Linked DNA regions of Mus musculus: region 2 is linked to region 1. The links are chromatin loops, found by intact Hi-C in ENCODE. Cell type or tissue: left cerebral cortex. All regions are shown on one strand. Links, peaks and the distances in the headings refer to the core of each region. The heading gives the core; the rest is flanking DNA.

Region 1 (6,770 bases), core at 1,158-6,157:
CTCTCTTGCCCTACCCTGCATCCCTGCGTTTCCCATCAAATCAGATCTTTCTGATGGCTGCTGTCACTTGCCTTTATCCAAAGCACTCAGTATCCCACCCTTCTTCCTGTCGCCTTCCAATTCATTTCCTGTAAGCCGTGACCCTTTCTCAGGAACATTAATTAATGTGACTTTTTTTTTCTTTTATCAGAATTCTAGGAACGCCATCTCAGCATGACTCACTCTCTCGCTGTTTAAAATAGGATTTAGTAGATTTTCGTGAGTTAGATGGGTTTTTTTCCCCCTAGATGCTTACTGTATAAATTTACGATCTCTAACATTCTGGGAAAGAAACACATCACTGCTAGTTTTAGTGCAGCTTTAGCATATTGCTACAACTTTTAACGAGGAGACTTAGGGAACATGGGGCACTTGTAGGCTCTCCCCCTGTCTTTCCTAGGAACAGAGCAGATCTCCTCTATGACTATAGTTTCAGGAGTAAGGTAAACCTCTCCCTTAATTGCAATTACTACCGCTCTGCCTGCTAGGAGACTATCAATCTACCAGGCTTTACAATCCGAACAATCACACACTGTATTAAATATACCATGTAAATTTATGTGGACTCAACTCTAAATTAATTTGGGCTGAAATAAATCAAACTGCAGCCAGACCATAATTTAATTAAAAAATTGAAAATATGACTCATGGCACTTAAGGTTACTGATGTTTACTGCCAAAAGAAGTTATCGTTGCTGTGGCAGAGATAAATGTAGGAAGGGCTGCAGGTCCCTGAGGTTGAAACAGATAGATTGCAGGATGGAGATGACATGTAGCAATGCCTAGCAGGACACATATCTTTAGGGCAGTGTCAGAAGAGCGGCTCAGAAACCCACACATGTCCATTTGGATGGCTACTTTCCTGGCCTCTACTTTTGGACTTTAGTATTTCTCTTTACTTTCTTGTGTCTACAAATCTCAATCTCTCTCTCTCTCTCTCTCTCTCTCTCTCTCTGTGTGTGTGTGTGTGTGTGTGCGTGTGCGTGTGCGTGTGCGTGTGTGTGTGTGTGTGTGTGTGTGTGTGTGTGCTCACTCACACACTCTCATTCACAAGCTCCTGTTGGAACTCTTTCCCTAACCTTTGTCCTCCTCCCTGCTCTGACCCTTGGTACATTGCTGTGTAGTGTCTCCTTCCTCCTCGGTGTCTCCTGGCATGTCTTCTTTTCTCTACAGTGGGTAGGAGTGTGTATTCTGCCTCTGGGTGGGAACCTTTGTATCTTAAGGAAGTCTTCTTTCTGGAATGGATGCCGATATTCCCTCTGCCTAAGGCTCCTCCTCAGTCCTGAGTTTTCAAATCCAACCCACAGACCTCACCGTTTCCCCCAGGCGTGACTGGGAGAGTGAAAGAGGCGAGAAAGAGCCAGAACCCAAACCTGGACACAGGCACAGACTGCACACAAGCACTTTGGGGCACACTGCTACCCAGGCAGCAAATCTGTCTTTGTGGTCTCTCCTTGGGTTAACATCCTGCCTACCCAGCCCCACCAAGGCCCTGGTTCTCCCAGGGTTTTTCCTGACCACCTCCATATTGCTTCTCCAGTTAAAACCTTCATGTATATGTGTGTGTGTGTGTGTGTGTGTGTGTGTGTGCGCGCGCGCGTGTGTGTGTGTATGATGTACATGTGTATGTTTATATATATGTATATGCTTATATATGCAATATTTTGTATTATATACATTTAAAGGAGTCTTTAATTTGTTAAGGTCAGTAGTCTCAGAGCTCTAGACCTCATCAAGATGGGAAAGGAGTTCTGTTAAGTCACTAGATACTCTAGGGTCCTCCAGACCACACAGGGCTCCCGGGAACTCTACCTCTGTGCTTTTCCAGAAGTCAACCCTAGCTTACTCTGAAAGCAGCAGAGGGTGAGAAAGGCTGTCCCAGGTCCTGCTGCAGCAGGAAGCATCTGTTGCTTAGGAAAAGACTGAAGTGGGAATCTCTGCCCTCCACCAGGGACCTGGTTTATAAGATTGAGCATCAGTACAGCTTTGAGAACACTAAGTCAGAAACGCAGACAGACATGTTTGTATCTTTTTACAATGTCATAGTTTATTAAATAACCATAAATTCACAGGTTGTATTGTTTTTGTCAGCTGCAGTTAGCCTAATAGTCCTGATGGCCTTTGATAGCTGCCCAATGACAAACATGAAATATTTTACTCCCATCTTAATCGCTAACATTAACTCTTGGGTCACATGTTACACAGCATTTAGTCATTTTATCTCTCTGTATATATGCAGATAACAGAATGGCAACAAAAGGGTCAAAAAGGCCAAAGCAGGGGGGTTGAGGGTGGGGGTAGGGTTGCAGTTCCAAGAAGCCCTAGTGGAGACAGAAAGGTGAGGCAGATACAAAGAAAGCCACTGCTGGTTGTTAGAAAAAAATGTCAAAGAACCCCGAGTCAAAGAAGAGCTGCTGCAGGTCTGAGCCTGGGCTACAGGGTTGAGTGGGAAGTAGGAGACCACAGTTAGGTGTCCTGCTTGTGGGATCCCGGTGAGGGTGTTGCATGCTTCCATTGTCTGGTTGTGTTTGATAAGTTCTTGGGCCCAAGTTTTCTGATGTGGTTTGAATGTACTTATGTGCCCTTGCGTGCCAATCTACTATGTTAAATCTGTAACTGATATCTCCTTTCCCTTTAAAAACTAAGTTTTATGACTTAGCAGTCTGTCCTTTGCAGGCAGTAGTGGACAAGTTGTGGTACCTACGTGCACAAGGAGAGGCAGGCACAAGTGCTCTCAAAATGGTGCAGAATACTCCTTATAAAAATACAAGCATTCAGGCCAAATTATAGTCTGAAAGCCACTGTTTTACACTGTGTGGAACCAGTTAAAGCAGGGCACAGCTTGGTTTCCCCCAAACCTTTGAATTGTGATGTTTTCCTTTCATTCTTGAGTCTTTCTTCCAAAGTTACAGAACACCTTTTGGAAATTCGGACAAAGAAACCCACAGCCTTTCTCAACAAGCTTGGGCGCCCCAGAATCTCCCTAAAGAAATACGAAGCCCATTCAGCCCCTTCAGCGCCAGCTGTGATCCATCCAGAAGATGATGAGCGATTCCTAAGTTGACAGAAGCCAAGTCTTGGCAAGAGCAGGTCTCCTCCCTTCCACTGTGCTGATATCCTAACTGGACGGAAACAGTGGCAGCTGCTTCCTTCCCTCCTGCCTAGCCTCCCACACAGCCGCCCGCGAGGCGCTAAGGGACCCATGCATTAGCCTGCAGCGCCACCTAGCAGACGCAGAGTGAACTTGGGGGATAAGGAGAAAGCAGGTTTAGTGGGGGGAAGTTGTTTTGTAACATCAGAAAAGGGAGTTTCCATTTCTTTCACGGAGTTCTGGGAAATGGAATTTGTATAAAATCTTTTTTGCTCATGATGGAAAAACATTTATTCGACGCTAATGAGGGAATTTTGCCCAAAGGCCATTCTAATCCAAACTTAGGAGAACAAGCATTTGTTTCTCCAAACTTGACTCTCATTTTTGGTCACCTCCAAGACAGTGCAGAACTCGACTCCACCTTGTGATGCACCCGTGAAATCAATGACAAGGCAGAACGTCCCTTATCTTTCCCCTTCCCTTCCTTTCTTTTCTTTTTTTCTCTTTTCCTTTTCTTTCTCAGGTCGGGTTGAATTCTAGGTGATGTCTTCATGCAAGGGGCCCTACGGGACTCATAGGAATTGTTAACCTTGATCGCTCTCTTGATTAGGGTGAAGTGCCAAGCAGATTAGTAAAGCACTTCTGTGAAGGGCTTTTCAGACAGGATTGACTAACGCTGAACACGTGCATCGCTAACGCTGTATGTAGGCGGTGAGCCCCGATGGGCAAAAATGAGGAAACGTCGCCCTTCTTCAGCCTGACTGCCATGCCGTGAACAATTCTGTTCCACCACGCCCTTCTGTCACGATGCTATAACCCTCCTCCCTCATGTTGCCCCCCCCCCCCCCCAGGTATTTGCCACAGTGGCTAAAAGACGAAGGTGTTTGAAACCTACTGTTTCTGATGCTTAGCTCATGAAGCTGACTGACAATCAGAGATAGCTAGCTGACTGATCAGTTGATAATCAGGAATAGCTGACTAATCAACTGATAATTCGAGATAACTGACAGATCAACTGTCAATCAGGAATAGCTGACCAGCTGTCAATCAGGGATAGCAGACTGGCTGGTAATGACAAGCGAAGTTATTCAATTGTAATCATTTTCAAAGCCCCACCCCACCCCTGGTTTGAGTCTGTGAACTTCCTGGAACGGTCCCACAGGAATGAGCTATTTTTCTTTTGTCCAGCTTGAGAGCAGAGATCCTTTCATTCCGTGCATACTAGCAGCTACAAAGAGTTATGCAACTTTGAATTAACACCCAATTTGAAAAGTGATTTTTTTTCCTGATCATGCTAACATGATCAAGAGCCAGCTATTATCGGCCCATCAAATTGACTGTGCAGTCAAATGAAAACACAACCTTCACTCCGTGCATATGCAAGCCTGCCTCTGGTCACTGCCATTGACTGTGGTCCCATGGTTTTCAAATCAATGCCTCACAAAAATATAATTCTAATGCAACTTTAGGAGTTGATTCCTTTCTCCTATAGCAAATGTCTGAAGGATTTTGTGAGAAAGACATCAACATTGGAAACAGTAGCGCGGAAAGCCCACTTTATCTTCAGATGACATCTGTACACATCAACATGTAAAACAGAACTGAATCCCAAGTGCAACGCTTCCTTGAGCTTCCATGGCCAAGATAGTGGCTGTGAAAAATGATGACTTTCATCTGTGTAATAGAACCGTAAGTTGCCATGACAATTTTAGCTGTACCTAAGTTAACTTCAAGACAAATTAAGATTGATTTTAAGAGCAGGCTAGTCTACGTAAAACCCATGGTGTGTGTGTGTGTGTGTGTGTGTGTGTGTGTGTGTGTGTGTGTGTGGCACACACACAGCCAGAGATCCACCTTAGGTATGCTATTAACTGATTGACTGAGAGAAGATCTTTTACCAACGTGGAACTCATCAACTAGGCTAGGCTGGCCAGTGAGCTCCTAGCATCTGCATGTCTCCTCTCCAACGCCACAAACACAAGCACATGCCACAAGGCCCAGTCCTTTTAAAACCATGTTTCTGAAGATAGGACTCAGGTCCCCAAGCATGTTACTGTTCAACTTCACTAGCATCCATGTTATCCCACATACTTATCATTCTTACATCAATTGGTTTGGCACTCCTTGTTCTGAGAAACAAATCTTTCAATCCCCAATAGAAGACAAAGATACACTGTACTAAATGCAAGGAGACTCTTGCTGCTGCTGCTGGTGGTTTGCTTTTGCTGCTATAATACGTAGTGGCTCCTTCTACGTCTAGTTGCAGGTTTATATTAATCTACTCTGGTAAAAGCAATATCAGAACCCAAGATAGATTCACTTTATCGCAGCTTTCTATAAACAAAGACTTTCATGGCTGCTTGAGCACAGCATCTCCTTCCATGGCGTTGTGAGACTGTGACAGATTGGAGCTGGTGAAGAGCCAAAAAGACCTTGTGAAATGCAATGCTCTACAACTCATCGATTCTGTGAGTGTGTATGCCTGGAGACACATGACTTCATGTATTCAGTAAAATTCCAGAGTTCCCATTAGCTTTGGAGGAAACTCATAAGTTAATCCCAACAGTCGAATAAAATATCGGAGGACCAAGAATAGACACTTTAAAGAAGAATATGGGAAAACTTTTCTTCCGGAGATTAAAATCTTTCTAGCTGCTACCACACTTAGGACGGTATGGTATGTCATAGAAAATATTCCAACGGGCTCTTGCCAAAGACTACAGAGTACAGAAGCAGACGTACAAATACATGGCAACTAAAGAGTCCTAAGACTCCCGAGAAAGGCTTTCTCCCCTCCACAACCTCCCGTATACTGTGCCCTAGATCTCAATCTGACTTGATTCTGCTTGTCCGGGTCTCTGCCTCCTCCCTACCTGTGCATAGACCCGGAAGGGAAAGGCAGACCTCCGTCGGACCTGTTCCTGACTCTCAGTGGTCTGCCTGAGGCGCCCAAGTACCCAGAGAGGAGACAGGAAACCGCAGCATTCATCCCAGACTGCCATCTCCCCTTCCCGGTCAGAGCAGGAAGACAAAGGATGTGGACCCTATTCCAAGACTTTGCTCTGCAGCCCTCGAGTGGCCCGCCATTGGTGCCCCAGACACCCGGGCAGAGAGGCAGAACATAGTAGGGCAGTTATCTACGCCTCTTGCTCTTACCATCTTCCCACCCCTCTTCCACAATGACCCCTGAGTCAGAGTGGGTGTGTGATATAGATGCCTCATTAAGAGATAAGCACTCTTGTATTCTCTTGACCGGGTGCGCACCTCTGTGTTAATCATTATGCAGGACAGACAGACGTTTCTCTCGAGGGTTGAGTGAGTGATCCACTCATCTGTGAGCATGATGATAGGTCACAAGCAGATGTGAGTAGAAATACAAGAGTCATAGGGTGGCACCAGATCTTGCTAATCAAGTCAGACACATAAATCCCGCTGTGTCCCTTAGCCGCCTCTTCATCAGATGTGTCAATTCATGAACATGCCAAGTTCCAGTCGGCTCTATCTCCTGGTGTCTGGCTGGTTCCAGCACAGAACAATCCAACCCACTAGCACACCAGTTTAGGTGCCTGCCTCACTCAGAGTCCATTCCGTTCCGTAATGAGCTCCTGTTCCTTCATCCAGCCTCCTGTGGGAATGAAGC
Region 2 (6,770 bases), core at 842-5,841, 79 kb before region 1:
CTTCAACATAAAAACAATCATCCCAAGTTAGACATTTTTTTTTTGGAAGGTTCATCTAACTCCAAGGAGGCTAGTATTCAAAGAATAACAGGTTTAATTGGGGGAAAGGAGGAGGAGGAGGGGGAAGGGGGAGAGGAAGAGATCATGGAAACATCTCCAGGTTGCTGAAAGACCTGTTTACATGAAGTTCTCAGAAACTTTAGAAGGTGCCAACGTTGCTTCTTTGTTTAACCTAGTTTCATTCCAAAACCTTGGGCAGTTAAATCTCTAGAACTATTCTTAGTTTACGAGACTTAACGCGGCTTGTCTCCTGCCTCGTGGATAGGGCCAAGAAAAGAGAGAGAGAAAAAAAAAACCCGAAACATTATTTTTCTAATGTGGTAAACAGGTAAGAGCTGGAGGGAGATGGGAAGAAGGTTGGCATGTGGACCACTTGGATGTGCTTTTAGCCCAGCTCCCAGATGTCACAAACCCCTATGTTTTGCGTGTCCAACTTGAAAAACCGTTTCCTGAACTCTTTCCCTATCATGGTCATTGTGCTAGACAATGCACGACTGGCTCAACTGCAAACTCCTCTATGGTGCCTAGGTTTACTTTGATTTTAGGACTTGTTCTTAATTAATAATCAAAAATGACAACAGAAGAGAGGGACCCCCCCCCCACATTTTCCTGAAAGAGAAAACATAAACACAGGTTGGGGGAATGACAATGCAGGCAGTCAGGTTGGGCTAGAAGAGAAAGAGGATTCAGAGGGAAAAGGCAGAGGGGCTGGCTGTAGAAACAGAAGATGTTAAAGGAACCTTGTTAAGGAGGTGACATGTCAAAGGCACTGATGTGACAGCAAGGACAGAGTCTCTGTGCCCCACAGACTTGTCTGTCAGAATGGAGCGCTGGTTGCCAAAGGCTAACAAAGAGACACAATGGATGGAGAAGAACCCAGCTACTTGTCATTTCTCCGTGAGGCTATTTATGTATTGTATTTGGATTACTTCGTCAGGGCAACGCTTCTCAGGGGTCAGCACAGGAAACAGAAACACTCCGGGTATTTCCAGTTGATAGAGATGAGGTGGAAGTTATCAGGGAAGCTGCCAACAGAATGTAGGCTTCAAGGCATAACTGTCTATCGTTATCCAAAGAGCGGGAGGTCCCTGCTGCAATTGTAGCCAGGGGTCTCCGTTGCCGTACCCCATGAACCAGAAACTGAGGCAGCTCTACCCAAACCCACATCTGCTACACTGTACGCCAAGTCGCCACAGCCATGGATGCCTCTGCCTCCCCTGCCTCATACTGCCCCTGGCTCAACTGTATCTGCACATTATAGCTGGGACAAAGCCTGAAGAAGTCACCTTAGGATCCTAAAATCTCCAAAGAGACACCCAATCACATGATGCATTCATTACATGATAACCTGAAGGTGGGCAGACCTTTGGACAAGTTATTTCCCTCTGAGCTGAAGTGGTTCACCCTGGAGACATCAGGAAGAGACAACCCCGTAAGTCTTTCCTGTGTCCCTCCCCAGCGTCAGACTTACCACCCTTATTTGAAACTCACTTTCTCATTAATAGACTAGCAAGTACATCATCCTATATTTTATTATTAAGTGAATCTATGTTGTTCTTCCTCAGACTGCACATTTTATAAACTTACAACAAAAAGCAACCAAACAAAAAAATGGAATAAATAGACATTAGTCACAGTATGGGCCCAGTTATTATATTATTGTCTCAAATTCCTAAGTCCCATGGACTTTGTGAAGGCCTGAACATTGTTTGATGAATGGCCAGTGGGGCCTGGGTGAGCACTTACCACCCTTTCCAGCAGGCAGTAACTCCTTCCAGGGTGCACTCCCCAGTTGCCCTAGGCTGTTCTGTCTATGAGAAACACTGTGAAGTAAATGGATTTAAGCAACAGAAGAGGCATTTCTCACAGAGCTGGAGGCCCAAAATTAGGGAGCCAGCATGACAAAGGGCCTGCTGAGGGTCTCCTTGAAGACTGCAAGTTGTTGTCTGGCTATGTGGAAAGGAGAGACTGGAAGTTTTTTGTGTAGCTTTGAGATGTCTCAAATCCCATTCATAGGGCTTTGCCCTGGGGAGGGAACACTGCCAAAGTCAAGCTCCTCATACATCACAGTGGGGCTAAGGATGCAAACCCAGTAATCTGAAGGGATACGTAAAGTTAGTTAGTCCCTAGTACCAACACACACACAGACACACACATACACACACATAGACACACACATACACACACACACACACACACACACACACAGACAGACAGACAGATACACACAGACAGACACACAGACACAGACACACAGACACAGACACACACACACAGACACACACACACAGAGATACACAATCACACAGACACACACAGAGACCCTTATACACACACATACACAGACACACACAGACATACACATACACACACACAGATACACATGCACACAGACACACACAGAGACCCTTGTACACACACAGACACACACAGAGATCCATACATATACACACAGACACAAACAGACATACATTCACACTTAAAGATATCCGTGGTGCCATTTTTCTATCCTCAGAAGCACGGGCTGGGAAAACAAAGGGAAATAACACCTTGTTCCAAAACAAAAGTGAAGACACAATCAGAGCAGCTGACTTCAAGAACGAGTCTGGTTGCCAGAGGATTGGCTCATCATGGAACATCTGCACACACTTGGCCATTCATTGCCTTGTGCCGTGGCTTGGAGAATGTCACCATAGATTGATGAAGATCAGCGTCCCATGAAAAGATCTGCACTGGCCTGCTGGCGTTTCTCAGATCAGCTAATGACTAAGTTGATATTATGAAACTTTATCAAACTACATCAATGCTGTACACAGTCTGAACATACTCTTCTCCAATCCTTCCTTGAATTGACACAGATCCTTTCCATCGGCCTGGTGTGTGTGAGTCAGTGCGACATTCTTTCACAGGGTGAGGAAAGAAGAGAGAGCACTTGCTTGGGCAGCAGGAGAGGAGGACAGGACTGTTTTCTCCTGGAGAAGGTTAGGGGACAGAAGGCTTTGGTCCCAGGATCTGGTTTTAGGGGAGTGGTACAGGGAGGGCTTCATTGGTATTCTTGGTGCCTTGAAATAATACAGTGGACATCTGCACCTGGAGGCAAAGTCCAGACACATTGATTACTATCTATCCAATCGAGGTAGTTGATATACTAGTGCAGAAGCCTAGTTCCTATTGGAGATGGACTCGGGGAGACAGTCATGCTGAAGGTTCTTGACTTCTAAGAATCAGTAACTCTAGGCCACGGTAAGCTGTCACTCACTTGGGTTTGGTAAGAGGATTTTGTCTTCAAGGAAAAGGCTTGTAGCTTAGTGGAGGAGAAAGCCACATGGTCATGTTAAGAGCAGGCCATGGAGCAGCTCAACCAGGTCCTGGGACTTCCCAGCTAGGCAGCCTGTGTTTCCTGTCTCTTCTTCCCCCAACAGTGCTTCTCATCTGTTCTCTCAGCAAAGGCCCAAGAGAACCACTTGGCGTCCTCTTTCACTTGGTTTCCGCTCAAGTTTTGCACTTCTTTCAGGGCTGTCTGTAGGAGGCATTCATCCCCTTGCCAAAAAAGAAGCATGGCTCCCTGGGAGAAAGTAAGCCCGGTGCCAGGAAAGCTCAACATGGAGAGAGGACCCTTCTTTGAGAACTTTCTCCCATGGCAACCCAATGGTGATGAGCCTGTATTTCTGCTCCCAGCTAATTCCTCTGGCACTGCTGGCTGACATAGCATTGCCCTGAATTATTTATCAGTTCCAGCAGAGAAACAAAAGCAAGAGTCTGTCTCCCCCAGAACTTACTGTGCTACTCTTTAACCCCTGGGAAATCTGAGGATTTTGCCATGAGCCACCTGAACTCTCCAAGTCACTTTAGGTAGGGACAGGAAAGTGTCCCCCCAACTTCTACTTGAAGACTGCTGGAATTCTGCTGAGTGCCTGTCTCAGTCTCCTTGTTTCTTCATCTTTTTTTTTAAATCTTAGAATTTCTTTATTATTATTATTATTATTTTATTATATTTTCTTTATTTAGAGTTCAAATGTAATCCCCTTTCCTGGTTTCCCTCCCTCCCGGAAACACCCTATCACATCCTTCCTTCTTCTTCTATGAGGGTGCTCCTCCACCCACCTACCCACCCACTTCTACCTCCCCTCCCTCAATTCCCCTACACTGGGGCATCTATTGAGCCTTCATAGGACCAAAGACCTCTCCTTCCATTGATGCATGACAAGGCCATCCTCTGCTACCTATGCAGCTGGAGCCATGTGTACTCCTTTGTTGATGGCTTAGTCCCTGGCAGTTCTTGGGGGGTCTGATTGTTTGATATTGTTGTTTTTTCTACGGGGTTGCAAACCCCTTCAACTCCTTCAGTCTCTCCTCTAACTCCTCTTATTAGGGACTCCACGCTCAGTCCAATGGTTGGCTGCAAACATCCACCTCTGTATTTGTAAGGCTCTGGCAGGGTCTCTCAGGAGACAGTCATATCAGGCTCCTTTCAGCATGCACTTCTTGGCATCCACCATAGTGTCTGGGTTTGGTAACTGTATATGGGATGAATCCCCAGGTGGGGCAGTCTCTGGATGGCCTTTTAGTCTTTGCTCTACACTTTATCTCCATATTTGCTCCTGTGAGTATTTTGTTCTCCTTCTAAGAAGGATCAAAGCACCCACACTTTGGTCTGTTCCTTCATCTTATTCTTTGCTCTTCTCTCACTGTTTGATAGAAAGACAGGCAGAGCTCCAGTTGGATAACCTTCATAATTGGCAGGTACCAGAAAACTGGTTTTCACTCAGCCTCCACTGCACCTCGGCTGACAAGCTCCGTACATCTGGTCCCAGGCAGCCTGGATTCACATAGGAACATACATGGAACTGTCATTGTCTTCTCACTGTCACTGAGTTTAAGCCACTATAAACCTCATGCCCTTGACTTTCAATCCAAGATCTTCAGATCTTACTTCTCCAGTGAAGTAAAACTTATCAGCTAGGACAGTGGTTCTCAACCTTCTTAATATTGCAACCCTTTTATACAGTTCCGCATGATGCAGTGGCCCCCAAGCACATTATTTCATTGCTAGTCCGTAACTGTAATTTTGCTACTGTTATGAATTGTAATGTAAATATCTGCTTTTCATGACATCCAATTTGGACCCCTCCCTAGCCCAAAGGGATCACACCGCACAGGTTGAGAACTACTGAGCTAGAAGTTCCACTTTCTTCTCTGTTTTAGAACATTTATTATCTCCCATTAACTTCCTCCTTCCCCTTGCCCAACTGGAAGGAACCTTTCTCTTAAGGAACTGATATCACTATCTCTGTATCCTGGATCCCCTCCGCCAAACACCCTACTCCTTCATAAATATTTTATTAGTACCTTTATCATTGCTGTGATGAAGCATCATACAGAAGTCACTTTGGGAAGGAAAGGGTTATTCTGGATCACAGTTTGAAGTGACGTAGTTCATCACTGCAAGGGAAAACTTAGGAGCTAAAGTGGAGTGATTGATCACATTGTGCCCACAGGAAGCAGAGGTGAGCAAGGTTGGTCACACTGTGTCCACAGGAAGCAGAGGTGAGCAAGGTTGATCACACTGTGCCCACAGGAAGCAGAGGTGAAAGATGGTGATTAAGCTGTTTCCCCTTTGCTATTCAGTGTATGAATCAGCACATAGGAGGGGGTTGCCCATATTTGGGGGGAGGGATTCCCGACCTCATTTGACCTGATCTAGAAACTCCCTCATAGACAGGCCCAGAGTTTTGTCTCCTAGCTGATTCTGGAGCCTATCATCAGGTTGACAGTATCACATCACATCAGCTGTCTTCCATAGGTGGTACAGTATACTAAGCAGGGAACTAGTGGCCTGGGAATAAATCCCACCTACCACTCCTTTGAACCTGGGGCTGCCCACAGCAGTTAGGAGATATTGGAAACCTCTGTCAATCAGAGCTATAACAGTTCCCCAACAATGCTACTAATATATATATATATATATTACCATTGTTTGGTTTAGGGACCCTGGGACAAGGGACTGAGGTGCATATTTTATATATCAAAGCAGACCTCAACTCTGGATTCTCTAGCATCCCTCAGTCCCTACCTGGCATACTCTGCCCCCAGCTTTGAACTTTCTAGTTCAGGGGCTGGGCTGCCTTTTCCCCAGAGACTCCTCCCTATATAATCCAGACATTTTGGGCTCTTCCCTTCCCTTCCCTTCCCTTCCCTTCCCTTCCCTTCCCTCCCCTCCCCTCCCCTCCCCTCCCCTCCCCTCCCCTCCCCTCCCCTTCCCTCCCCTCCCCTCCCCTTCCCTCCCCTCCTCTCCTCTTTCCCCTCCCCTGCCCTCCCCTTCCCTTCTCCTCTTTTCTCTTTCTGTGAATGCCTGTGCTCTTTCTTTATTCCCCCTCCCTCTCCCTATGGAGACTCCCCTGGTCTCAATCCTTGGGACCCATGAACTCACCCAAAAGGCAACTTCCCAGTAAACCTGCCTTTAATATAATTTAATCTGACTTGAATTGGCTCATGTCACCAGTGGATAAATAACCTATCAACCATGACAATAAGTTGTCAACAAAAATCTATCAAAATCCAATCATTTACTGGCAAACAAGTATAAAACTGTCCCCCTCAATTTAACACTCTAAATTTGGTTTCATTTTGCTGTTTCAACTTTTGCCAGCAAGCACCTTGCTTATAAAAGCTACTCCAGTCCAGAGAGAGAGAGAGACAGAGAGAGAGAG

What was found. A loop is a pair of places that touch in the nucleus more often than their neighbours do. Peaks named below come from ENCODE experiments on the same cell type or tissue, not always from the same donor. Only the 100,000 strongest peaks of a DNase experiment are listed, where the experiment ranks them.
Region 2: it touches region 1 in a loop (2.4-fold over the local background); 4 of 42 quality-filtered maps call a loop at or near these places.

The regions. Positions count from the first base shown.
Region 1 is chr15:6,906,313-6,913,082 of GRCm38, reverse strand. No RefSeq gene overlaps it. Among named protein-coding and RNA genes, the nearest start is that of Osmr, 35 kb to the right of the region's middle. In left cerebral cortex, for the core only: a CTCF peak has its summit at 3,265; a DNase peak (open chromatin) is centred at 3,231; H3K4me3 peaks cover 482 bases.
Region 2 is chr15:6,985,235-6,992,004 of GRCm38, reverse strand. No RefSeq gene overlaps it. Among named protein-coding and RNA genes, the nearest start is that of Gm30559, 4.6 kb to the left of the region's middle. In left cerebral cortex, for the core only: a CTCF peak has its summit at 3,552; DNase peaks (open chromatin) are centred at 2,747 and 3,581; H3K27ac peaks cover 574 bases.